Regions from separate parts of the Homo sapiens genome. Here all the other regions are linked to region 3. A link is an interaction called in ENCODE POLR2A ChIA-PET data of the cell type or tissue named here. Cell type or tissue: GM12878. All regions are shown on one strand. Region 1 has its middle 9.5 kb from the start of NIPSNAP1. Region 2 overlaps SEC14L2 (SEC14 like lipid binding 2). Region 3 overlaps SEC14L6 (SEC14 like lipid binding 6).

The links. ChIA-PET counts read pairs that join two places held together with the same protein. Peaks named below come from ENCODE experiments on the same cell type or tissue, not always from the same donor. Only the 100,000 strongest peaks of a DNase experiment are listed, where the experiment ranks them.
Region 1: POLR2A ChIA-PET joins it to region 3 with 5 read pairs; 1 of 35 experiments calls an interaction of 5 or more read pairs at or near these places.
Region 2: POLR2A ChIA-PET joins it to region 3 with 5 read pairs; 1 of 35 experiments calls an interaction of 5 or more read pairs at or near these places.

What each region holds. Positions count from the first base shown.
Region 1 is chr22:29,586,585-29,594,584 of GRCh38, reverse strand. No RefSeq gene overlaps it. Among named protein-coding and RNA genes, the nearest start is that of NIPSNAP1, 9.5 kb to the right of the region's middle. RefSeq lists a silencer at 4,461-4,510. In GM12878, a CTCF peak has its summit at 4,489 (motif pointing left); a DNase peak (open chromatin) is centred at 4,424.
Region 2 is chr22:30,415,101-30,423,100 of GRCh38, reverse strand. SEC14L2 (SEC14 like lipid binding 2) reads right to left here. Exons shown (of 12, transcript NM_012429.5): 9 at 7,236-7,342; 10 at 7,014-7,153; 11 at 6,698-6,867; 12 at 1-824. The coding sequence ends at 694. It also overlaps the pseudogene RNU6-564P. Among named protein-coding and RNA genes, the nearest start is that of MTFP1, 6.7 kb to the left of the region's middle. RefSeq lists an enhancer at 669-1,248 and a silencer at 2,247-2,541. In GM12878, no CTCF peak of the experiment used is centred here; no DNase peak of the experiment used is centred here; H3K4me3 peaks cover 1,749 bases; H3K27ac peaks cover 1,705 bases.
Region 3 is chr22:30,531,087-30,539,086 of GRCh38, reverse strand. It overlaps SEC14L6 (SEC14 like lipid binding 6), which reads left to right. Exons shown (of 12, transcript NM_001193336.4): 2 at 185-260; 3 at 5,048-5,091; 4 at 6,231-6,290; 5 at 6,374-6,562; 6 at 7,089-7,184. Among named protein-coding and RNA genes, the nearest start is that of SEC14L6, 12 kb to the left of the region's middle. In GM12878, no CTCF peak of the experiment used is centred here; DNase peaks (open chromatin) are centred at 2,498 and 3,706; H3K27me3 peaks cover 173 bases.

The sequences.
Region 1 (8,000 bases), 940 kb after region 3:
CCTGTAATCCCAGCACTCTGGGGGGCTGAGGCAGGTGGATCACCTGAGGTCAGGAGTTTGACACCAGCCTGGCCAATGTGGTGAAACCCTGTCTGTACTGACAATACAAAAAATTAGCTGGGTGTGGTGGTGGACGCCTGTAATTCCAGCTACTCGGGACGCTGAGGCAGGAGAATCTCTTGAACCCAGGAGGAGGAGGTTGCAGTGAGTCAACATCGTGCAACTGCACTCCAACCTGGGTGACAGAGCGAAATTCCATCTCAAAAAAAAAAAAAAAAGTATCGATAGAATATATTTCTCAAAGGTCTGTCTCGTTGGTTTGTCTTACATTTGCTTAGAATTGGACTGATGTTCTAGATGCATTTTTGTAAGCTGCACCAGCTGAGATAGCAATAAGCAAACTAAGAGGTTCTTGCCTATCTTGCAGTCTGAGGCTCAGTGAGGTAACCCGACTCATTAAACATCACCTGACCCAGATGACCTTGCATGGTCAGAGGCTCAGCCAAGGCACCACACTGGGGTACTGAAGCTGAATGAAAGCAGGCTGCAGGTAATAACTCCTATCTGGACCTAGAACACTTTTGGAAATAAGTAGTACTCCTCGTGTCCTCTGTTCTCTTCAGGCCAGATTGCAGAGATTTGAATTTCTCTAGGATGTCAGTTGATGGTGGAGGCAGACAGGCCTGAGGTAGAATTTCTATTTCTCTGTGACCTTGGGCAATTTAACTTCTCTGAGTTTCAGTTACCCCGTTTGTAAAAATGGTAATACTGTAATAATAAATGCTATGACAAGTTTAAAACCCCTCGTAAACCATAATTAATATTTATCGGCCGGGCGCGGTGGCTCATGCCTGTAATCCCAGCATTTTGGGAGACTGGGGTGGATCACCTCAGGTCGGGAGTTCAAGACCAGCCTGACCAACATGGAGAAACCCCGTCTCTATTAAAAACACAAAATTAGCCGGGCGTGGTGGCATGTGCCTGTAATCCCAGCTACTAGGGAGGCTGAGGCAGGAAAATCTCTTGAACCTGGGAGTCAGAGGTTGCAGTGAGCCGAGATCACACCATTGCACTCCAGCCTGGGCAACGAGTGAAACTCCGTCTAAAAAAAAAAAAAAAAAAATTATCAAGCACCTCCTATGTCCAAGGTGCTGTGTTACCTCAAAAAGATTTTTTACCATTTCCTGGCCTTCGTTCCATCATCACTTAAAAAGGAGAGAATAAGAAATGGGGGCAAGGCACAGTGGCTCCCCTGTAATCCCAGCACTTTGGGAGGCCAAGGAGGGAGGATTACTTGAGCCCAGCAGTTTGAGACGAGCCTGGGCAATATGGCAAAACCCCGTCTCTACTAAAAATATAAAAAATTAGGCCAGACGCAGTGGCACACACCTGTAATCCCAGCACTTTGGGAGGCTGAGCCAGGTGGATTACCTGAGGTCAGGAGTTCAAGACCAGCCTGACCAACATGGTGAAACCCCGTCTTTACTAAATACAAAAAAATTAGCCAGGTGTGGTGGCTCATGCCTGTAATCTGAGCTACTTGGGAGATTGAATCACTTGTACCTGGGAGGCTGAGGTTGCAGTGAGCTGAGGTTGCGCTATTGCACTCCAGCCTGGGCAATAAGAGCAAAACTCCATCTCAACAACAACAACAGCCGGGCGCGGTGGCTCACGCCTGTAATCCCAGCACTTTGGGAGGCCCAGGCGGGTGGATCACGAGGTCAGGAGATCAAGACCATCCTGGCTAACACAGTGAAACCCCGTCTCTACTAAAAATACAAAAAATTAGCCGGGCGAGGTGGCAGACGCCTGTAGTCCCAGCTACTCGGGAGGCTGAGGCAGGAGAATGGCGTAAACCCCGGGGGGCAGAGCCTGCAGTGAGCCGAGATCGCGCCACTGCACTCCAGCCTGGGCGACAGAGCGAGACTCTGGCACAAAAACAACAACAACAACAACAACAAAATTAGCTGGACATGGTGGTGCGAGCCTGCAGTCCCAGCTACTCTGAAGGCTGACATGGGAGGATCGCTTGAGCCCAAGAAGTCCAGGCTGCAGTGAGCTGAGATTGCACCACTACACTTCAGCCTGGGCAATGGGAGTGAGATCTTGTCTCGAAAAAAAATAATAATTATTTTATTTTTTTGAGATGGAGTCTCATTTTGTCACCCAGGCTGGAGTGCAGTGGCATGATCTCGGCTTGCTGCAACCTCTGCCTCCTGGTTTGAAGTGATTCTCCTGCCTCAGCCTCCCAAGTAGCTGGGACTACAAGCGTGCACCACCACGCCTGGCTAATTTTGTATTTTTAGTAGACACTGGATTTCACCATGTTGGCCAGGATGGTCTCAAACTCCTGACCTCAAGTGATCTGCCTGCCTCCACCTCCCAAAGTGCTGGGATTACAGGCATGAGCTACCCTGCCCACCCAAAAGAAATAAAAATAATTTTAAAAAAGAAATGGAGGCCAGGCATGGTGGCACATGCCTGTAATCCCAGCTACTTAGGAGGCTGAGGCAGGGGAATCGTTTGAACCCACGAGGCAGAGGTTGCAGTGAGCCGAGACCGCGCCATCGCACTCCAGCCTGGGCAACAGAGTGAGACTCCATCTCAAAAAAAAAAAAAAAAAAAAAGAAATGGAATTTCAAATAGTAAATCCATCCTAAAAGCACAAATTTATTGAATTGTTACTGAATGCTCTTTTTTTTTTTTTCTTGAGACGGAGTTTCGCTCTTGTTGCTCAGGCTGAAGTGCAGTGGCACGATCTCAGGTCACTGCAACCCGCCTTCTGGGTTCAAGCGATTCTCCTGCCTCAGCCTCCCAAGTAGCTGGGATTACAGGCATGCACCACCATGCCTGGCTAATTTTGTATTTTTAGTAGAGACGGGGTTTTTCCACGTTGGTCAGGCTGGTCTCGAACTCCCAGCCTCAGGTGATCCTTCTGCCTTGGCCTCCCAAAGTGCTGGGATTATAGGCATGAGCCACCACGCCCGGCAATTTTTGCATTTTTGTAGAGATAAGAGTTTTGCCATGTTGCCCAGGCTGGTCTTGAACTCTTGGGTTCAAATGATCTGCCCACCTCGGCCTCCTACAGAGCTAAGATTACAGGTGTGAGCCATTGCACCCAGTCTAAATGTCCCCTGTTCACAAGGACATTAGTCATACTGGATTAGGGCTCACCCTAATGACCTAATTTTAATTTTATTACTTCTTTCAAGACCCTATTTCCAAATAAGGTCACATTCCGAGGTACTAGGGGTTAGGACTTCAACATCTCTTTTTGAGGAAACACAATTCAACCCATAGCTCCCTGCTTGCAGGAGTGGACTCAAGTGGCCATATTTATGCTGGGGAGGACCAGGAATGTCATATTTATTTGTTTGTTTGTTTTTTGAGACAGAGTCTAGCTCTGTCACCCAGGCTGGAGTGCAGTGGCACCATCTCGGCTCGCTGCAACCTCCACCTCCCAGGTTCAAGTGCTGCTTCTGCCTCAGCCTCCCAAGTAGCTGGGATTACAGGCATGGGCCACCAAGTCTGGGTAATATTTGTATTTTTAGTAGAGACCGGGTTTCACCACGTTGTCCAGGCTGGTCTCAAACTCCTAACCTCAGGTGATCCACCCACCTCAGCCTCCCAAAGTGTTGGGATCATAGGCGTGAGCCACCACTCCTGGCCAGCCTCCCTCATTTAAATGTCATATTTTACAAGAAGGATGCCATGCTGTAAACTTAACATGATTCAAAACTTTGTGTTCCAAGAATACGAGTAGGAGATGAAATGCACTCACATAACTCATAAATCTGCACAACCATCTGACCACATTTTTGCTTTTGATCCTGCTTTGTATCTTTGCAGCATTATCTGTACCTGCGGGCAGTCTCCTAAATTAACAGCACCACCTGTCATGGAGGTGGTTTGGTCTTCTTCATGGTGTCTCATCATGTCCAATATCCACTCCAAAGGTGTTGATTTGAGGACATGCTTTTCAGCACTAGCCCCTCTCCTTCAGGAATGCTTGAATGATGTTGTTGTATCCTTTTTCTTATTTGTTTGTTTTTGTTTTTTCTGAGATAGAGTCTTGCTCTGTCACCCAGGCTGGAGTGCAGTGGCACAATCTCAGCTCATTGCAACCTCCATCTCCTGGATTCAAGCAATTCTCCTGCCTCAGCCTCCTGAGTAGCTAGGATTACAGGCATGTGCCACCACACCCAGCTAATTTTTGTATTTTTAGTAGAGACCAGGTTTCACCATGTTGGCCAGGCTGGTCTCGAACTCCTGACCTTGTGATCCGCCTCTCTTGGCCTCCCAAAGTGCTGGGATTACAGGCATGAGCCACCGCGCCTAGTCTTGTTATAGCCTTTTAAAGTGGTTTATAATAACAGTGTCTGGCCAAATAATAGCACAAAAAAACAATTGCTAGTGTCCCAAGCACGTCAACAACCGTGTGATTTGCTCAGTAATGACAGGATGTGGGCATTTGCTTCCTTGCTAAAGTGGCGCCACCTTGTGGCAATAGCATAAACACAGTTTATAATCCACTCCACCAGCTTTGAAATTGTTCTATACTTAACAGGTTAATTTTTTCCCCTAGCATTTGTATTATTTATAATCTATACGCGGAGTGGAACTTTTTGTTCTTTTTTTTTTTTTTTTTTTGAGACGGAGTCTCGCTCTGTCGCCCAGGCCAGACTGCGGACTGCAGTGGCGCAATCTCGGCTCACTGCAAGCTCCGCTTCCCGGGTTCACGCCATTCTCCTGCCTCAGCCTCCCGAGTAGCTGGGACTACAGGCGCCCGCCACCGCGCCCGGCTAATTTTTTGTATTTTTAGTCGAGATGGGGTTTCACTTTGTTAGCCAGGATGGTCTCGATCTCCTGACCTCATGATCCACCCGCCTCGGCCTCCCAAAGTGCTGGGATTACAGGCGTGAGCCACCGCGCCCGGCCTTTGTTCATTTTTTTTTTGAGTCAGAGTCTCGCTCTGTTGCCCAGGCTGGAGTACAGTGGCATGATCTCGGCTCACTGCAACCTCTGCCTCCATCTCGGCTCACTGCAACCTCTGCCTCCTGGGTTCAAGCGATTCTCCTGCCTCAGCCTCCTGAGTAGCTGGGATTACGGGCGCACACCACCACACCTGGCTAATTTTTGTATTTTTAGTAGAGATGGAGTTTCACCATGTTAGTCAGGCTGGTCTTGAACTGCTGACCTCAAGTGATCCACCTGCCTTAGCCTCCCAAAGTGCTGGGATTACAGGCGTGAGCCACCTCGCCTGGCCTGTTAATGTTTTTATGTGGCACTCTGTCAAAGGCACATGATTCATATCTGTATATGATGCATAGTCCAGAAAGGCTGGGACTTAGCTCTGTGGCTCTTGCCCCAGGTGAGACATAAAAGCTTTCTTGTCCCTTTCCCTCCTGTTTGGGGTCCCATAAGAACTGAAGGGTACAGTTCTCAGACAGCAGTTGGGTCTGAGCATAAAAGCCCATTAATAAGGAGCAGGTGACACTGCCACAGCTGGGTAATTTGTCTCTTTGCTCGTCTGCAGCCCATTTGGTGATGATCTATTTGTCTGAGGGAATGGATGATGGCAGGTTTGTCAATATTTTACACTTATGAACCTGCCTGTTCTTCTCTGCCTGGCTCTGCCCAACTGTCTTTGTCCCTGGCTCCTCTCATTTCGTTTTGCAGATTGGATAACGGACTTCGGCAAAGAGTTATGAAGGTGGATTCCATGAGGGCAGCTTTGGGAAGGGAAGAGGGCAGGAGAGGAGGGGTCGGCTCTCTGCAGGGAGAGGAGGGGTGGGTGGGAGACATGTTCAGGAGAAAAAGATGTCACAGACATAGTGGTGGGCAGAAAGGAACTTCAGAGAGAGAGAGATCCTAGGACAGAGGACAGTGGGGACTCTGGGGAGGCCTTGTAGAAGACAGCTTGAAGAACTGAGTCCAACCCTAATAATTAAGTTGGGCCTAGTACAAAAGCTAATTGTGCTAGCCAGCCTCCAGGATGTCCCACGTGACTCTCGCATGTTGATATTTACACCTATTGGTTAGACATGCAGCCCTGCTCACGTATTGATATTTATATTCTGAGCATGGATGGCGCATGCCTGCAGTCCTAGTGACTCAGGAGGCTGAGTCAGGGGGACTGCTTGAGCCCAGGAGTTGGAGACTTCAGTGAGCTATGATTGTGCCACTGCACTCCAGCCTGGGCAACAGAACAAGACCCTGACTCCTGCAGAGGAGGGCTCCATGTCCAACCAATGGGATGTACAAAAACGACAGTGTGACTTCCAAGGTCAGATCACAAAAGTCCTTGAAGGTTTCACCTTACTGGATCACTTGCTCTGGGGGAAGCCAGCCGCCATGTGGTGAAGACACTCAAGCAGCCCTCTGGAGAAGCCCATGTAGCAAGGAACTGAGGTCTCCTGCCAACTACCAGCGCTAACTTGCCAGGCATGTGAATGACTCACCGTGGAAGGGGATTCTCCAGCCTTGGTCAAGTCTTCAGATGACTACTAACCCAAGCCAATATCTTGATTACAGCCTTGTGAGACCCCCAGAGAAGGAACCGCCCCAGCTAACCACCCACTCCAGAATTCCTGACCCTCAGGAACTGTGTGAGATCATAAATGCTGATTGTTTCAAGCTGCTAAGATTTGGGGTAATTTATTCCATAGTAATTGGAAATTGTCTAAATCTCTATTTGTGGAATTTTTCTTTTTTTCTTTTTTTTTTTTTTAAAGACAAGATCTCCCTCTGTTGCCCAGGCTGGAGTGGCATGGCATGATCATGGCTCACTGAAGCCTTGACTTCTTGGGCTTAGGCAATACTCTGGCCTCAGCCTCCCGAGTAGCTGGGACTACAGGCACACACCACCAGCTAATATTTTAAAATTATTTTTATAGAGATGGGGTCTTCCTATGTTACCCAGGCTGGTCTTAAACTCTGGCCTCAAGTGATCCTCCTGCCTCAGCTTCCCAAAGTGCTGGGATTATAGGTGTGAGCTACTGTGCTCAGCCACATTTTTACTGGTGGAATTTTTTTTTTTTTTTTTTTTTTGGAGACAGGGTCTGACTCTGTCACCCAGGCTGGAGTGCAGTGATATGATATTGGCTTACTGCAACCTCCGCCTCCTGGATTCAAGCCATCCTCCCACCTCAGCCTCCTGAATTGCTGGGACTACAGGTGTGCACCACCACACCCAGTTAATGTTTGCATTTTTTGTAGAGATGGGGTTTTGTCATGTTGCCCAGGTTGGTCTCGAACTCCTGAGCTCAAAGCTATCTGCCCACCTCGGCCTCCCAAAGTGGGATTACAGGCATGAGCTATCCCACCCGGCCTATTGATGGAATTTTATCCTAACTGGTTTGCTGACCAGAATACAGCAACTGGTTTGCTACACAGAATGAATGGTCTGTGGGTAAGGACAGTTCACATCAGGTGCCCAGTTAACCAGCATTGTATGTCACTGAGTGCCACAAAGAGAGCCCAGTTCCACCCTCACTCTTTTTTTTTCTTTTTCTTTTTTTTTTTTTTTTGAGATGGAGTTTTGCTCTTGTTGCCCAGGCCGGAGTGCAATAGCGCACTCTGGGCTCACCACAACCTCCGCCTCCCAGGTTCAAGCGATTCTCCTGCCTCAGCTTCTCGAGTAGCTGGGATTACAGGCACGTGCCACCATGCCCAGCTAATTTTGTAGTTTTAGTAGAGACGGGGTTTCTCCACATTGGTCAGGCTAGTCTCGAACTCCTGACCTCAGGTGATCTGCCCACCTTGGCCTCCCAAAGTGCTGGAATTACAGGCGTGAGCCACCGTGCCCGGCATACCCCTTTTCTTTTAGAGTGAACGTCTTGTTCTGTTGTTCAGGCTGGAGTGCAGTGGCATGACCATAGCTCACTGCAGCCTCCAACTCCTGGGCTCAAGCAGTGCTCCCACCTCAGCCTCCTGAATAGCTGGGACTACAGGCACACATTACCATACCCAGTTCATTTTTAAAAATTTTTAGTAGAGAC
Region 2 (8,000 bases), 120 kb after region 3:
ACAGCGGGTGGGTACCCGAAGTCCCAGGAAGCTCTGAGTCACTGACAATCATTAGTAATCAAAGAGGCAGGCCGTGTGGCCCAGGAGTTGCCAAAGTCTCAAAGTGAGGGAGAGGCCAGCCTGTCTACCGAGTGGGAAGATGTGTGCTGACTCAGGCCACCTCCTGAGACCTGGGAAAAGCCAAAAGCTACCCCAGCCTCAGTGCTAAAATGTTTGGAAGAGTTTCTGATCCCCACCGTAACTCTAGCAACCAGCTACCCTGCTACTCCTCATTGCGATCTAAACTTATGTGTTCATTTAGGAGCAAGTTTCTCCCCGGCAGCTGACTTCCCTGAAGTGTTAAGTCCCAATCTTTCACCCTTTTCTAATTTTTTTCCCTGCTGCCACCCTGTGGTACATGCCCCCCGCCACCCCCAGCTTCGCTGTCCCTGGACAGGTGAAGTTGGCACAGTTTACAGGACAGACAGATCCTATCACGATGGCCAGCCAGCTCCTGGGGACTCCTTAGGTATTTGATAGACACGGAGACCCACTGCAGTCGCTCTTCCTCTGCCTAACTGAAATGAAAGCTCCTGAGGTCTGTCCTCCAGCCCAGTTTCTTTGGGCTTCAGGGTTGTGCGAAAATGACTGCTACAAGGGGTAGAAATTGACAGGGAGACACTGAGGGGGCCAGGCCTGCTATAGGAGAAGGTGTTATTTCGGGGTGCCTGCCCCCAGCTGTTTCATCTTCTCTTCTGAGGCTTTGTCTGGAAGCAGGACCTCCACAGTGAAATTGACCTTCTTGGCATGAATGAAGCTGTAGGTGTTGTCAAACCGCAGGACATCTGAGGGAAGGCAGAAACCAGACAGACATTCAGGCAGTTCTGGCAAAGGGCTTGGGGACAGTGATTTTTGTTGATGTTTAGTGACTGAGCAAGGCAGTGTGGCAGGTCATGGGGATGAAGGTAGCCTAGGTAATGATCCTTGACCTTCTGAAACTTAATCTAGCGGGGTTGACAAGACATTCATGGAGAGAAAAAAATAGGCAGAACATGCCAAGTGCCAGATGAGTGACAGAGACCATCTCGTCTGTACCAGCTTGGAAGAAGAGGGCCTGGTAGACTGAAATCATGTGAAACGCTTTTTAAAGGAGTTAGAGCTTGAACTGGACTTTGAAAGGAGGGAGGAGAATTAGCAGCAGCAGTAGCAGTTGTAATAACAATAATAGCTGTGTGTCGCAGCACTGGGTTGGTAATCTATATGTTATCTCACTCTTTCCCCCAACTCTACGAGTTCAGCAGTAGTCCTGTTTTATAGCTGATAAAAAGGAGGTGGTGTGACTCTGGTGACACACAGTGAGGAAATGACAGAGCTGGAGTTTCCGTCTGTTCCACATTGCTGCATTTGTTCTGCCTGACTTGGACCCTGGAAAACCTGGCCCTCTTCAATTTCTGACAAAAGGTAAAATGTGCAAACTTTGTGAACCAGGAATTTATCCTGCAAAAAGGTAAATGGACAGAGATGCTCGTTGCATCCCTATTTGTAATAATAAGAGATTGGGAAAACTCAAATGTTCATCAAAGGAGAATTGCTTCAACAATTTTATGTTGTAATCCATGTGATAGAATACTGATATATTTTTTAAAAAAGAGGTTAGCTCCACAGAAGTGACAGGAAACTGTCCACAATGTGTCCTGAGGCCAAAACAAGTTGCAGAACAGTATGTAAACAGTTTGTAACTTTTTTGTAACTACATAGGTAAAAATACTTTTGGCTTTACTTCTTTGTCTGCTTAGACTCCCAGATTCTCTGATGATACCACTCTGGTGCTTGTCCTAATGGGAAAGTTTCCTGAAATCCTGCGATGAGTTTGACAGTTTCAAAATTCCTTCAAACATACAGTGAATGACAGACAATTCCTGTGAATATGTGTGTGTGTGTGTGTGTGTGTGTGTGTTTGTGTATGTCCTGTTTTCTATTTATTTATTTAAGATAACCTGATTGTCATCCTCGCGCAGGGGCCATGCTAATCTCTGTATTGTTTCAATTTTAGTGTATGTGCTGACAAAGCGAGCACTGTATGCCCTGTTTATTATGGAAACATGTAATGCTTCTAGATGGAAGATATTTGATAGGATAATAGACATTAGCAGTGGTTTCCTCTGGAAAGAGAAAATGGGCATGCACTTGGCAGAGAAAGCTTCCACACTTTGGCAGAGGAACAGGCTGCTTTTAATCTAACCCTGTTTCTTTGAGAAGTTGTTCCATTTCAGCCAAACACCGCTTCAGGAGAACTGAATGTGAAAACAAAAACACTAGTTCTGCCCCATCCCTATCCCGGTCTTCTCTCACTGTTCTCAGCAAGAAAAAAAATATCCTGTATTTAATCCTAAGACTTAACCTTTTCCTGACCCTGGACAAAATGCATAGTTTAGACAAAGGGTAGACACACCACCCACTCTTTCCTCATGGTGAAGGTGTTAGTCATCTATTTTTCCCCTGTACTAGAGGTCTTTCAGAGCCAATAGTCCCTCTGGCAAGAGTGAAGCTTCATCTCTGCCCTGGATGATAGAGTCTTAGCAACCAGAATCAGCCATGCTGGAGGAGAGGTCCTTTGCATTCATTGCACCAAGTACTAGGTCGATAATGGCCCTGCCTAGCAAGATACTTGGCCTCAGAAACAAGAAAGGGGTTGATCAGAGAACCACAGGCCAGAGGGAAGTGGAGTCATTGCAGCTCCAGAGTCTGCATGGTTCATTTTGACACTAATCATAGACTCACAGAGCCCCCAGACACCCTCCAGGATAAGGCTCCTTAACTTTAGTTGGGTAACTGACCCCCTTGAGAATCTGATGAAAGCACACAATTTGGCTGGGCGTGGTGGCTCACGCCTGTAATCCCAGCACTTTGGGAGGCTGAGGCGGGTGGATCACCTGAGGCCGGGAGTTCAAGACCAGCCTAACGAACACGGAGAAACCCCATCTCTACTAAAAATACAAAATTAGCCAGGCGTGGTGGCCCATGCCTGTAATCCCAGCTACTTGGGAGGCTGAGGCAGGAGAATCACTTGAACCTGGGAGGCGAAGGTTGCAGTGAGTCGAGATCGAGCCATTACATTCCATCCTGGGCAACAAGAGCAAAACTCTGTCTCAAAAAAAAAAAAAGAAAAGAAAAGAAAAGAAAAAAAGGCACATAATTTTAGATTTCCTGGAGCCCACTGTAGAACCTCTGGGGCCATGGTTCCCAATGGGAAAGGTACAACCTTACCCTCTCATTCATGTATTGAAAAAATATATATTCTAAATTAGTTCCCTTTTATATCTCTTTTCTATTACCATAGGAGATTATATTGATTTTTAAATTACATGTGTAGGTAGGATGGGTTATATTATTGGGATATAATATTCAGAATTTCTGTATTTTGAATTTCACTTCAGAATAGTAAAGGGGACATTTTAGACACTATTTGCTGTAAAGAGGAAGTGTTTGGTCTTTACGATTTAGAACCACTGCTCCGGGGGACCCCACATTAAGATCTGCTCTGGTCTACTCCTCTCTTTTTGTTGTTGTTGTTGTTTTGAGACAGAGTCTCTCTCTGTCACCCAGGTTGGAGTGCAGTGGTGCAATCTTGGCTTACTGCAACCTCCGCCTCCTGGGTTCAAGCAATTCTCATGCCAAGTAGCTGGGATTACCAGCATGCGCCACCACACTCAGCTTATTTTTGTATTTTTTAGTAGAGACGGGGTTTTGCCATGTTGGCCAGGCTGGTCTCGAACTGTTGGCCTCGAGTGATCCACCCACCTTGACCTCCCAAAATGCTGGCATTACAGGCATGAGCCACCACGCCCGGCCATCACTTCTGTCATTTTAAGGAGAAGGAAAACCAAACCTAATAGAGACACTTGCTGAAAACACTGGGAGAGTCATTGGCAAAGCTGGACTCAGAAACCAGGCCTCCTGGTGCCTGGCTGGGCTCTTTTCACCACAGCACTGCTCACCCTTTCTATAGTGTTTCCAGTCTTCTGACCACATTGTGCACTTCTAGTGGACAAAGTCCAGATCTTTCTTTGGGAATCTTTTCATTCCTAGTTGAGTATTCTGTACTCAGTAGGCCCTTGGTAAATATTAGGTGAGAAAACAAAAGCGAAATCAATTCAAACTTTGGTTTTCCTCCTTGGTAATTTAGTGCACTGGGATAAGGACCAGAGAAGCCTGGGGAAGGTTAATGTGCTCTTGCCATTGGAGGCTGGCACAGTTTTAATTTCTCCACTGGATGACTGTTCTGCTTTCCAGGGGTCTCCTGGTTCTCCAAGGGCATTGCCCTCCCGCAGATGAGCTTGCAAGCTAATACTGGGTTCTCTCTGGGCTCACATCTAACCTTAGCTGTGGCACCAGGTAACAGCTGATTCCAACTTCATTGTCTTTGTACCTGGGAAGGGGGAATGGATCCTGTGGCCTGCCTCTGCTCCTCTTGGGAATGGGCAAGGAGCAGATCCCAGACAAGACCCTGCAGGCAGGTAAAGGTTCTGGTTGGGAATGTATCCAGAAGGAACTAAAATAAATTTGGGGGTTTGCAAGCCCAAGCCTGATTATGTTAAAAGGTTCATGTTCCCTTCTTGGGCAATGTCCTTCAGATACTAAAGAGAAGATAGAGGGGTAATGGGCAGATGCTGGAAAATGGTTTGGGGCTCTCCTACAGGCTCTGTGACCTTGGGTCAATTACTTCCCTGGTCTGGGATTCCACACTCTCTGACACATCCAGGACAGTCAATGGCCAAGAGGTTCTGGATCAGGACTCTAGGATTCTCTGATGTCTTCTGTCTTGATGTCTACATAAGCTACTTTATGGGAGAACATCCCTTCTCTATGCCCCAGCTTCCCCATCCATTAAAAAAATAATTCAAGGCTGGGCATGGTGGCTCATGCTGGTAATCTCAGCACTTTGGGAGGCCAAGGCAGGAGGGTCGCTTGAACCCAGGAGTTCGAGACCAGCCTGGGCAACACAGCGATACCTCGTCTCTACTAAAAACAAAGAAACAGACAAAAAAATTCAAGCTTATATGTATTAAGTGCTTTCTCCTCTGTGGGTGACATTGTCTGGGCTGGTGCTAAGCCTTGTTCTTGCTGAAGCACACAGTATACACCTTCTCCCCCAGGACCCGGCTGCTCACTAATAAGAATATTCCGCCTCCCCCAGGAGCTATATGGTACCACAGAGCATCTGTGAGGAGGGGGCAGTGGAGATGAAGGGTGCCTGGGATGTGAGGAAGGAGGCAAAATCTCAGGTTGGGTGACCATGTAGACAAGCAGAGAGGCCAAGACATCTGTGAGGCTAGTTCAGATCTCCTGGTAGTGCTGGTACTACCGTAGAAATGGGGCACAGGGCTTCTCCCATCTCCCGGCATTGTCTGCAGGATGGCCCTTCTCCCACAGGCCTTGTCCTAACAATAATAGTGGTGACTGCAGTGCATTGAGTGCTTGCTCTATGCCAGGCATTATGCTAAGTGCCTCACAGAACCTATCACATCAAATCATCAGGTATCCCTGTGAGATACCCCAGTGTAGCAGTCCGGAAACCGAAGCTTAGGTTTTGTCACTTGCCAAAGGCCATGGAGCTAGCCTTTAGTCAAGTCCAGCTCAGCTCTGATGATAAAGCCTTTGCTCTGATTGATTTTCCATTGGCTCTGACAAAAAGAAACTGGAGATTTGATTGTGGGTGTTGAAGGGAGTGTAGGTATGGTTTTTCTGCTTATAAATGTAATATTAATACGTAGTCATCATAAAATATATTTGCAGAAATACTGTAAAAATGAAAGCCCTCCATAAACATCCTATCATCCCAGAGATAACCACTGTTAGAGTTAGCATAAATTTCCCCAGAGTTCTTTTCTGTGTACACACTTCCTTAACCAAAGTAAGTACATACCATACATGCTGTGTTTCATGCTTATTTGTTTAACATGTCCCAGACAGTTTACATGTCAGTTTATTCTCTTTAACATTGTATGGATGGACTGTAATTTACTTAACAGACCTTATCATGGTCATATGGTTTACTGCCAGTTTCCCAGGCTACCGGGAATATCCTTGTTCCTGTATCTTTGAGTATTTGTGTATTTCTGTAGGATAAATTTTCACAAGTAGAATTGCTGAGTCAAGGGGAATTTTAATGGTATTACAAAGTTAAGAGAGATTAAGCACCTTTTCAAATGTCTGTTTCCCATTCTTATATTCTTGTGTAAACTGCCTGCTCATAGTCTGTGTCCATTCTTTGGTCAGCTGGGAGATGAGTGAAACTCAGGGGTGAAGGCTGCACTTTTGAGCATCTGCTTACCTTGTGATCCCATGCCCACCCAGCCAGTTCTGTCTCTGTGACCTCTGGGAAGGAGCATCCCCAAGAAATATCTGTCCAGTCACAGACCCAGTTAGACCTGGACCAGAAAGCAGACGTGTTGAACCCCTGTGATCGCCTAGGACTGTGACTCACCCATACCTAGGAGTATGAGATCAAAGTCCCACCCTGCTGTTAACCAGTTGGGTCACCATAAACAAGTCTCCAAGGCTAGATTTCTTCATCTATACAAGGAGAGGATTGAACTGATGGCATTCCACTTCTAGTTCTAACACTCAGAGCCAAAAATCCATGGAGGAAGAGGAACCTCACAGGCAGAAAGCTGGACATGGGGCTTCAAGGCATTGCCAAGGCAGAGATACTTACAGATGCCAGGATCACTGCAGGTGAGGGTCCCATCTTCAGGGACCAGGTGGGAGTTGTACCTCTGGTTGGGCAGCACCTCTGTCATCTCCCCTGCCCGCTGCCTCTCTCCCATCTTGGTCTTCAGGAAAATCCCAAAACCAACATCCGCTCCATCTGACATAAACTGCCACCTGCAGGGGATATCACCAATTGAGACATAATTCTGTCTGTGTGTGCCCTCTCCGGGGTCCTGGCACCAGGGCTTCTCCTATTCCAGCCCACCTATCAGGACCTATAGATGAAAGCTCGGGTCTCCTGGAAGGGCCCAGGCCCCTACCTGAGGACACAGCCAGGGAAGAGGATCTCATACTCCACTTGGTGGGAGGAGCCACGGGAAATCTGCACGCTGTGTTCATACTGCTGTTTCACCTGGTCTCGCACATAATACTTCCTGGGGATGTCACCCCCGTAGTTGATCTAGAAGCATGGCATGGAGTGAACTGGAATGTGCATTTGAGCCAGGCATCCCTGTTCACCTCTAGCCTCTGGCGGCTCATACCTTGGATTTGCACTTGGGGTTTCCATCAGGGTCAGTCATGGTGCCCCCATACTCCACAGGCACCTGGTCAGGGCTGATATGTTTCAGTAAAACCTCCTTCCAATTTGCTGGCAGGAGAGGGAAGGAAGGATAAAGATGTATCTCAACACTAGGTAAGATTTCGCCATAACCCTAGTGGTCTACACTAAAGAGGCAGAAAAAACCCATCCATTGCACCCCACAACACCCCGCCTCAAATTCCTGCATTAGGAGCACACAGTGCATGCATAGTACTGCAGGGGGTTCAGCAGGAGCCAGAGGATGGCTCTGCCCCAGGCCAGAAATCGAGACCCTGGTTCCTGCCCTCGTGTCTGAACAGCTAAGTGACATTCTTGCCCTGCCTGGTTATGGTGGGAGTGAAATGAACTAAGTACTTGAGAAGGCTTTTCTGTTTGAGACAGAGTCTCACCCTGTTGCCTAGGCTAGAGTACAGTGGCGCAATCTTGGATCACTGCAACCTCCGCCTCCCGGGTTCAAGTGATTCTTCCGCCTCAGCCTCCTGAGAAGCTAGGACAACAGGCGCCCGACACCACACCCAGCTAATTTTTTGTATTTTTAGTAGAGATAGGGTTTCACCATGTTGGCCAGGCTGGTCTCGAACTCCTGACCTCAGATGATCCACCCACCTCGGCCTCCCAAAGTGCTGGGATTACAGGCATGAGCCACTGCGCCCGGCCGAGAGGGCTTTTTAAACCATAAAGTGCCTTATACACGTTAAGAGTATGT
Region 3 (8,000 bases):
GTTCTTTATATCATCCCATTTTCAAGACGGAGGAAACAAACTGTTATGGCTTGACCCGGACCCTGATCCTCCCAGCCCGAGTGGGACCTCTTCACTCAGACATCCCCTTCCTCAAGGACAGTTGAGACCTGCAGGACCGAGGGTGGTTGGCCTCTGACCCAGGTCTCTCCCTGTCTGTCCTCAGTTCCGGGAGAACATCCAAGATGTGCTATCTGCGCTGCCCAATCCTGATGACTACTTCCTCCTGCGCTGGCTCCAAGGTAAGGATAGAGCGTGGGGCTGGGGTAGGGTCAATGGCATGAAAGAGGAGTGTATTTGGTATCTATTGAGTGTATCAAATTACTCCAAAACATAGCCATTTAAAACAACTGCAAACATTTATTATCTCTCGTGATTTCTGTGGCCAGGAATTATGGAAAGGCTTAGTGGGGTGTTTCTGACTCAGGGTCTCTCATGAGGTTGCAGTCAAGATACCCATCGGGGATGCAGTCATCTGAAGGTTTGATTGGGACAGGAGGATCTGCTTCCAAGGTGTCAAACATAGTTGGCAAGTCTGTGCTCGCTGTTGGCAGGAGGCTTCAGTTCTTCCTCACAGGGCCTGCTCAAGCATCCTCACAACATGGCAGTTGGCTTCCCGCCATAAGTGATCCCAGTGAGCAGGGAGGAAGTGGTGGTATCTTACAGTGAAGCTTTCTGAGTCACATTCCATCATTTCTTTTTTCTTTTCTTTCTTTCTTTTTTTTTTTTTTTTGTTGAGACGGAGTCCCACTCTGTTGCCCAGGCTGGAGTGCAGTGGCGTGATCTCGGCTCACTGCAACCTCCGCCTCTCAGATTCAAGCAATTCTTGTGCCTCAGCCTCCCGAGTAGTTAGGATTCATGTGCCACCATGCCCAGCTAATTTTTGTATTTTTAGCAGACAGGGTTTCCTCATGTTAGCCAGGCTGGTCTCAAACTCCCGACCTCAGATGATCCACCTGTCTTGGCCTCCCAAAGTGCTGGGATTACAGGCATGAGCCATCTCGTCTGGCCAAATTCCATCATTTCTACAGCAATCTATCAGGTACACAGCTCAGCCCTGCTCAGTGTGGGAGGGAACTGTCAAAGACAGAATAATGACACATTTGGTTTAAAGATTTCAATTATCTCTATTGGAATTCTAGAATCAGGCAACATTTCATGTTATGAGATAGAATAAGTGCTCCGATGAGTCAAGCAGAGGAGTTTGGCTTTATAGACAGAAAAGGGGCTGAAGAAAGCAGAAACAGAACAAAAGGCAGATCTATCATTTCAAAGCTACAGTACTTTTCTGGTAAGGCAAGGACAGGGATACAGAACAATAGAAAGATAACTGATTGGTTAACATCAGGTGACTTCAGGTTACTCTTTGCTGTAAGGCTAAAAACAGAGAGAACTTCATTAACATACCAGCTGAAGATTGTAATTGGCCTGTTAGGGAAATTAGGCTTGCTCGCTCGCTCTCTCTCAAACAAGGTCTCACTCTGAAGCCCAGGCTGACATCAGCTCACTGTAGCCTTGACCTCCTGGGCTCAAGCGATACTCCCACGTCAGCCTCCCTAGTAGCTGGGACTATAGGAGCTCGGCACCACGCCTGGCTAATTTTTGTGTATATTTTTTGCAGAGACAGGGTTTCGCCATGTTGCTCAGGCTGGTCTAGAACTCCTGGACTCCAGTAATCCACCTCCCTCAGCTTCCCAAAGTGCTGGGATTACAGGCATGAGCCACCGTGCCTGGCTAGGCTATCTCTCTTGATTTCTCAAGTCAGATAACAACTCAGTTTCAGTTTAGCGAGCATGGGTGACTCCATCTTGATTTTTGGTCTTGTCTGTTGGGACCTAGTGCTGGAGTTTAGTACAAAGCAATGGCCTCCTATGATTTTTGTTTAGCAGAGCAGGGAGTGAATACTAGGTGAGGATCACTGATGGTCATCTTGGAGGTGGCTAGTACAAGGAGTGGAAATACTTTCATATTTTGAGCACTTATTCTGTACCAGGCACTGGGTACAGCAGTTTTTATGTATTATTTCCTTTTTTTTTTTTTTTTTTTTGAGTCAGAGTCTCACTGTCACCCAGGCTGGAGTGCAGTGGCAGAATCTTGGCTCACTGTAACCTCCGCCTCCTGGGCTCAAGTGATTCTCCTGCCTCAGCCTCCTGAGTAGCTGGGTTTACAGGTGCCCGCCACCACAACTAGCTAATTTTTGTTTTTTAGTAGAGATGGGGTTTCACCATGTTAGCGAGGCTGGTCTCGAACTCCTGACCTCAAGTGATCCACCTGCCTCAGCCTCCCAAAGTGCTGGGATTACAGGTGTGAGCCACTGTGCCCGGCCATTTATCTATTATTTTCTTTCTTCTCTTTCCCTCCTCCTCCTCCTTGTTCAACCCAATTAGGTAGGTATTATTGTTAGCTTTGTTTTTGCATTGGAGGAAGCTGTGGCTTACAAAGGTTAAACCACTTGACCAAGGTCGCTATGCTAGCAGGTGACAAAGTCAGGTCAGTCTGACATTAGAGGCCAATTGCTTAACATCTTCTCATAAAAAGAGTTTGGGGACCAGGTTAGGGAAGAGGTTTGCTCTTGAGATAAATGTCAGAATCCCAGGAATCTGAATGCACAGACAGGATTCTCAGTGGCCCTGAAAATGTGGCTGCAACTCCTACACTTAAGACTCCTTCCCTGGGGGGTTCGTAGGGGGTGGGCGGTAGGGCTGGAGTCGGTTTCAGCTGCAGTAAGAAAACCACTATGAAACCATGTTGATCATCACACCTGCTCCTACTATTGCAGAGTACACAGGAATTCACATCCCTGAATGTTGAGCCCAGAATACTTAATCTGTGATGAATAGCCTTTGTAAAACCTGTGATGGCAACTTGCCTCTGAGCCTGGTGTGTACTTTATGTAACTTATGACAAGGCTGGGCTAGGGGTCTCACACCTGTAATCCCAACACTTTTGGAGGCCGAGGAAGGAGGATTGATTGAGTCCAGGAATTTGAGACCAGCCTGGGCAACATAGGGAGACCTCATCTCTACAAAAAAAATTTTAAAACTTAGCCAGACCTGGTGGCACACCTGTGGTTCCAGCCACTCAGGAGGCTGTGGGAGAATGACTTGAGCCCAGGAGTTTGAGACTAGCCTGGACAACATGGCAAAACCCCATCTCTACAAAAAAAAAAAAAAAAAAAAAACACAAAAAACTTAGCCAGGCGTGGTGTTGCCTGCCTGTGTTCCCAGCTACTGGGGAGGCTGAGGTAGGAGGATCACTTGAGCCTGGGAAGTTGAGGTTGCAGTAAGCTATGGTTGTGCCACTGCACTCCAGCCTGGGTGACAGAGCAAAACCTTGTCTCAAAAACAAATAAACAAACAAAAGCTATGACATAGTAGCCAACAGGGTTTCCTAGCTCATCTTTGCTCAGTACCATTTCTTCTAACTAGAATGTCTTTAAACTGCCACCAAATCAAAAAAGAGTCCCGATTGGAGTTCCAAAGACAGGCGTCTAGTCCCCGCTCTGCCTCTTACTAGCAGCATGAGACCTGGGGCCTATGGCCCCCTTCTGTTGGGCCCTCAGTTTCCTCATCTGTTTATAGGGAACAAGACTCTCTCCCCGCCACTGGCAGCTTTCATGGTTGTTATGATGCCCAGATGAAATCAATGTGAGAACTACTCCCCAAGGCCCTGGGGACCAAGTGAAACCACTTGGTTCTCACCAGCCAGAGGCTCTCAGCAGAAGTGCTGCTGCAAAGCCAGTGAGCCAATGGACCAGGCTGACTCTTAGAAAGCTGGGTGACAGCCCAGCTAAGGCTGGGCTCAGGGCAGAGGACTGCTTTGACAGCCTGCTGGGGCCGCTAGGACCTCACTCCCATTTGTTTATAACATCCACTGGGTGTTTTTCTGATTATGAAATCAGAGCCCATTTATCATGGAAAATCTGGAAGGTATAGAAAAAGAAAAACAAAATGATATTTCTATAAATCACCCATAATCTCACCATGGCCATTAGGCAAACTTATATATAATTTTTCTTTTCTTTTTTTTTTCTTTTTATAGGGACAGAGTCTCACTATGTTGCCTAGGCTGGTCTCGAACCCCTAGGCTCAAGCAATGTCACTGCAACCTCCACCTCCTGGGTTCAAGTGATTCTCCTGCCTCAGCCTCCCAAGTAGCTGGGATTACAGGTGCCCACCACCATGCCCAGCTAATTTTTGTACTTTTAGTACAGACGAGATTTCACTATGTTGTCCAGGCTGGTCTCGAACTCCTGACCTCAGGTGATCTGCCCACCTTGGCCTCCAAAAATGCTGGGATTATAGGCATGAGCCATAGTTCCCAGATGAGTTTGGTGATTTTTTTAAAGAGTATTAAGGGGGCTGGGCACAGTGGCTCACACCTTTAATCCCAGCATTCTGGGGGGTGAGGCAGGCGGATCATTTGAGGTAAGGAGTTCGAGACCAGCCTGACCAACATGGTGAAACCCCATCTCTACTAAAATACAAAAATTAGCCAGGCGTGGTGGTGGGTGCCTGTAATCTCAGCTACTCAGGAGACTGAGGCAGGAGAATCACTTGAACCCGGGAGGCAGAGGTTGCAGTGAGCCAAGATCATGCCACTGCACTCCAGCCTGGGTGACAGAGGGAGACTCCTTCTCAAAAAAAAAAAAAAATTTTTTTTAAGTAAAAATTAAAGAGTATTAAGGGCTCCTGAGGCCAAAATGTTTGTGATCTGCTGATTTAAACAATTCTCAGCCTTATGATTCTGACAGATTCTGAGGGTCTGCTGTCTCAATGACTTTTCTGGAACAACAGGAAAAGGGCCCCAAGGCCCACCAAGGGGCATGCCCAGGGAATCAAGGAGCCTGTGTCCAGTGTTCCTGGGTCTCCGGATATCTCAGCCATTGTGGCTCCCCAGGTCAAGAACAAGGCCCTCTGGGTAACAGGAGACAAAGCTGGCCTGGAGGGTGGGGCAGGGCCGTTGTCTCTCCAGAAGCCTGGAGTGAGCCTCTAGAATTCCACAACCATAACCCTGTCTCTTGTTGCAGCTCGGAGCTTTGACCTGCAGAAATCAGAGGACATGCTGAGGAAGGTGAGGTTGACACCTCCCCCTGCCTAGCCTGGTCCTGTTTCCTATCCCAAGTCTGAGGCACAAATTTATTCATTCATTCATCCATCCATTCATTCATTCATGGAACACCCATTCATTGAGACTGGAAGGTAAACCTGGCCTGGTGCTAGGCGCTGGGGAGACTGCCGTGATGGGAAGAGAGAAAAAGAAACCAGAGGAACAAAGAAGACAATTCCTGAGAATGGAAAGTACAATGAAGACAGCAAAACAGGGAAGGAGGGAAGAGAGGTCAGGGACATTTCAGCAGGGACATGAATGCCCAAAAGGAAGCAAGCATGTGAAGATCAGGGTGAAGAGCACAGCTCATGCAAAGGCCCTGAGGTGGGAATGAGCTGGTGTATTCTTTTTTTTTTTTTTTGAGACAGTCTTGCTCTGTCACCCAGGCTGGAGTATAATGACGTGATCTTAGCTCACTGCAACCTCCGCCTCCCAGGTTTAAGCAATTCTCCTGCCTCAGCCTCCCAAGTAGCTGGGATTACAGGCATGCACTACCACACCCAGCTAATTTTTGTATTTTTAGTAGAGACAGGGTTTCACCATGTTGGCCAGGCTGGTCTTGAACTCCTGACCTCGGGTGATCCACCCACCTTGGCCTCCCAAAATGCTGGGATTACAGGCGTGAGACATTGTGCCTGGCCTGAGCTGGTATATTCTAGGAGCACACGGAGATCGTGTTGGAGAGAGAAGGGGAAGTGATGAGGTTACAGGGTGGCCCCAACACATCAGCCAGGCTCTGCAGGCCTTGTAGGGGGGTATAGGTTTTTGCTTAAGGGCAACTGGAAGTCAGGAAGTAGAGTCTGACTCCCAGGGCAGCCATGCGGGAGGGGGCATGGGAAACATCTGGAAGGATGCAGGGGGAGACAGCTGCAGAGTGCAGGCCTCCCCTGTCCCTTTCTAGGTCTCTCCTGGCCTCTCAGATGCATGTCCCCTTCCATCCCCATCCTGTTTCCATCCCCCAGTTCTATGTCAGTGGAGCCTGGGGATGCTCTGGCAGGCCCTTAGTGGTTGCAGGCAGAGGGACCTGGCCTGGTGTCCCCAGGTATCCACAGAGGTCTTTGGGACAGGCAGAATCTTCACCACCTCCTGCCGTGTCTCTGCAGCATATGGAGTTCCGGAAGCAACAAGACCTGGCCAACATCCTTGCCTGGCAGCCCCCAGAGGTGAGCATCTCTCAAACCCATACCCTGATCCCTGGGCCCTCAGCCCTCGGCACTGAACCCCCGTCTCCTGTGTATGCATCCAGGTGGTCAGGCTGTACAACGCTAACGGCATATGCGGCCACGACGGTGAGGGCAGCCCTGTCTGGTACCACATTGTGGGAAGCCTGGACCCCAAAGGCCTCTTGCTCTCAGCCTCCAAACAGGAGTTGCTCAGGGACAGCTTCCGGAGCTGCGAGCTGCTCCTGCGGGAGTGTGAGCTGCAGAGTCAGAAGGTGTGTGGGTGCCACCCTGGGCAGCTGCAGCCGGACACAGCACCCTCACCCCCTGAGCCTCACACCCAGAATCTGCCTTCCTGGGCTCCTGGGCTCCTCGGCTCCTCCTGGTACTGTGGAGTGAATGCAGGTTCAGAGAGGCCAAGGACCCACCCAAGGCCACACAGTATGTGGCTGAACTGGGAATCATTTCTCCCCCAATTGGCCCCAAAGCCCACTCAATCCACTGGGCCACACTGCCCTCTGCAGCCTCATTGGACGAGAGGGACAGGGATTTCAGCCCCACTGGACCGAAGAGGGAACTGCAACACAGCGATTTGGCCTCCCATGGACAGACACAAAGAGGTCGGTCCTTGGGTCACTCCGGTCCTGGCATCCTGTGGGATGGCCCCTTCCCTCCCCCATCTCTGTGCCATGCAGAGCTGAGACAAGCCAGGCCAGTGCCCTGGGCTTAGGCCCAGCCCCATCTTGGATGGGTGGGGGCAGTGGCCCTCACAGGGTCTCACCCCCTGTCATTCCCTTGCAGCTGGGGAAGAGGGTGGAGAAAATCATAGCTATTTTTGGTCTCGAAGGGCTGGGCCTGAGGGATCTGTGGAAGCCAGGAATAGAGCTTCTCCAGGAGGTGAGGTGACCCCGCCAGGGGCATGGGTGGGTGGTCAAATGCCTGGGTCTTTACCCTCCACTTGCTGGTGTGGGGCAGGGGCGGGAATCCTCTCTCCTCACTGCCAGGTGAGTACCCGCCCACAGGTACTGCCCACAAGAGCTGCACAGGCCATGTTTGCAGCTCTTACTTTTTTTTTGAAATGGAGTTTCGCTCTTGTTGCCCAGACTAGAGTGCAATGGCGTGATCTCGGCTCACTACAACCTTCACCTCCCGGGTTCAAGCAATTCTTCTGCCTCAGCCTCCCGAGTAGCTGCGATTGCAGACATGCGCCACCATGCCTGGCTAATTTTGTATTTTTAGTAGAGATGGGGTTTCTCCATGTTGATCAGGCTGGTCTCGAACTCCCAACCTCAGGTGATCTGCCCGCCTTGGCCTCCCAAAGTGCTGGGATTACAGGCGTGAGCCACTGTGCCTGGCCCGTTTTTTTTTTCTTTTCTTTTCTTTTCTTTTTTTTGAGACAGAGTCTTGCTCTGTCACCCAGGTTGGAGTCAAGTGGTGTGATCTCGGCTCACTGCAAACTCCACCTGCCAGGTTCAAGCAACTCTCCTGCCTCAGCCTTCGGAGTAGCTGGGATTAAGGCGCCTGCCACCACGCCCGGCTAATTTTTGTATTTTTAGTAGAGAGGGGGTTTCACCATGTTGGCCAGGTTGGTCCTGAACTCCTGACCTCAGGTGATCTGCCTGCCTTACCCTCCCAAAGTGCTGGGATTATAGGTGTGAACCGCCGCACCTGGCCTACAGTTCCTTACTTTTGTTGGCAGGGATATTTTCATAC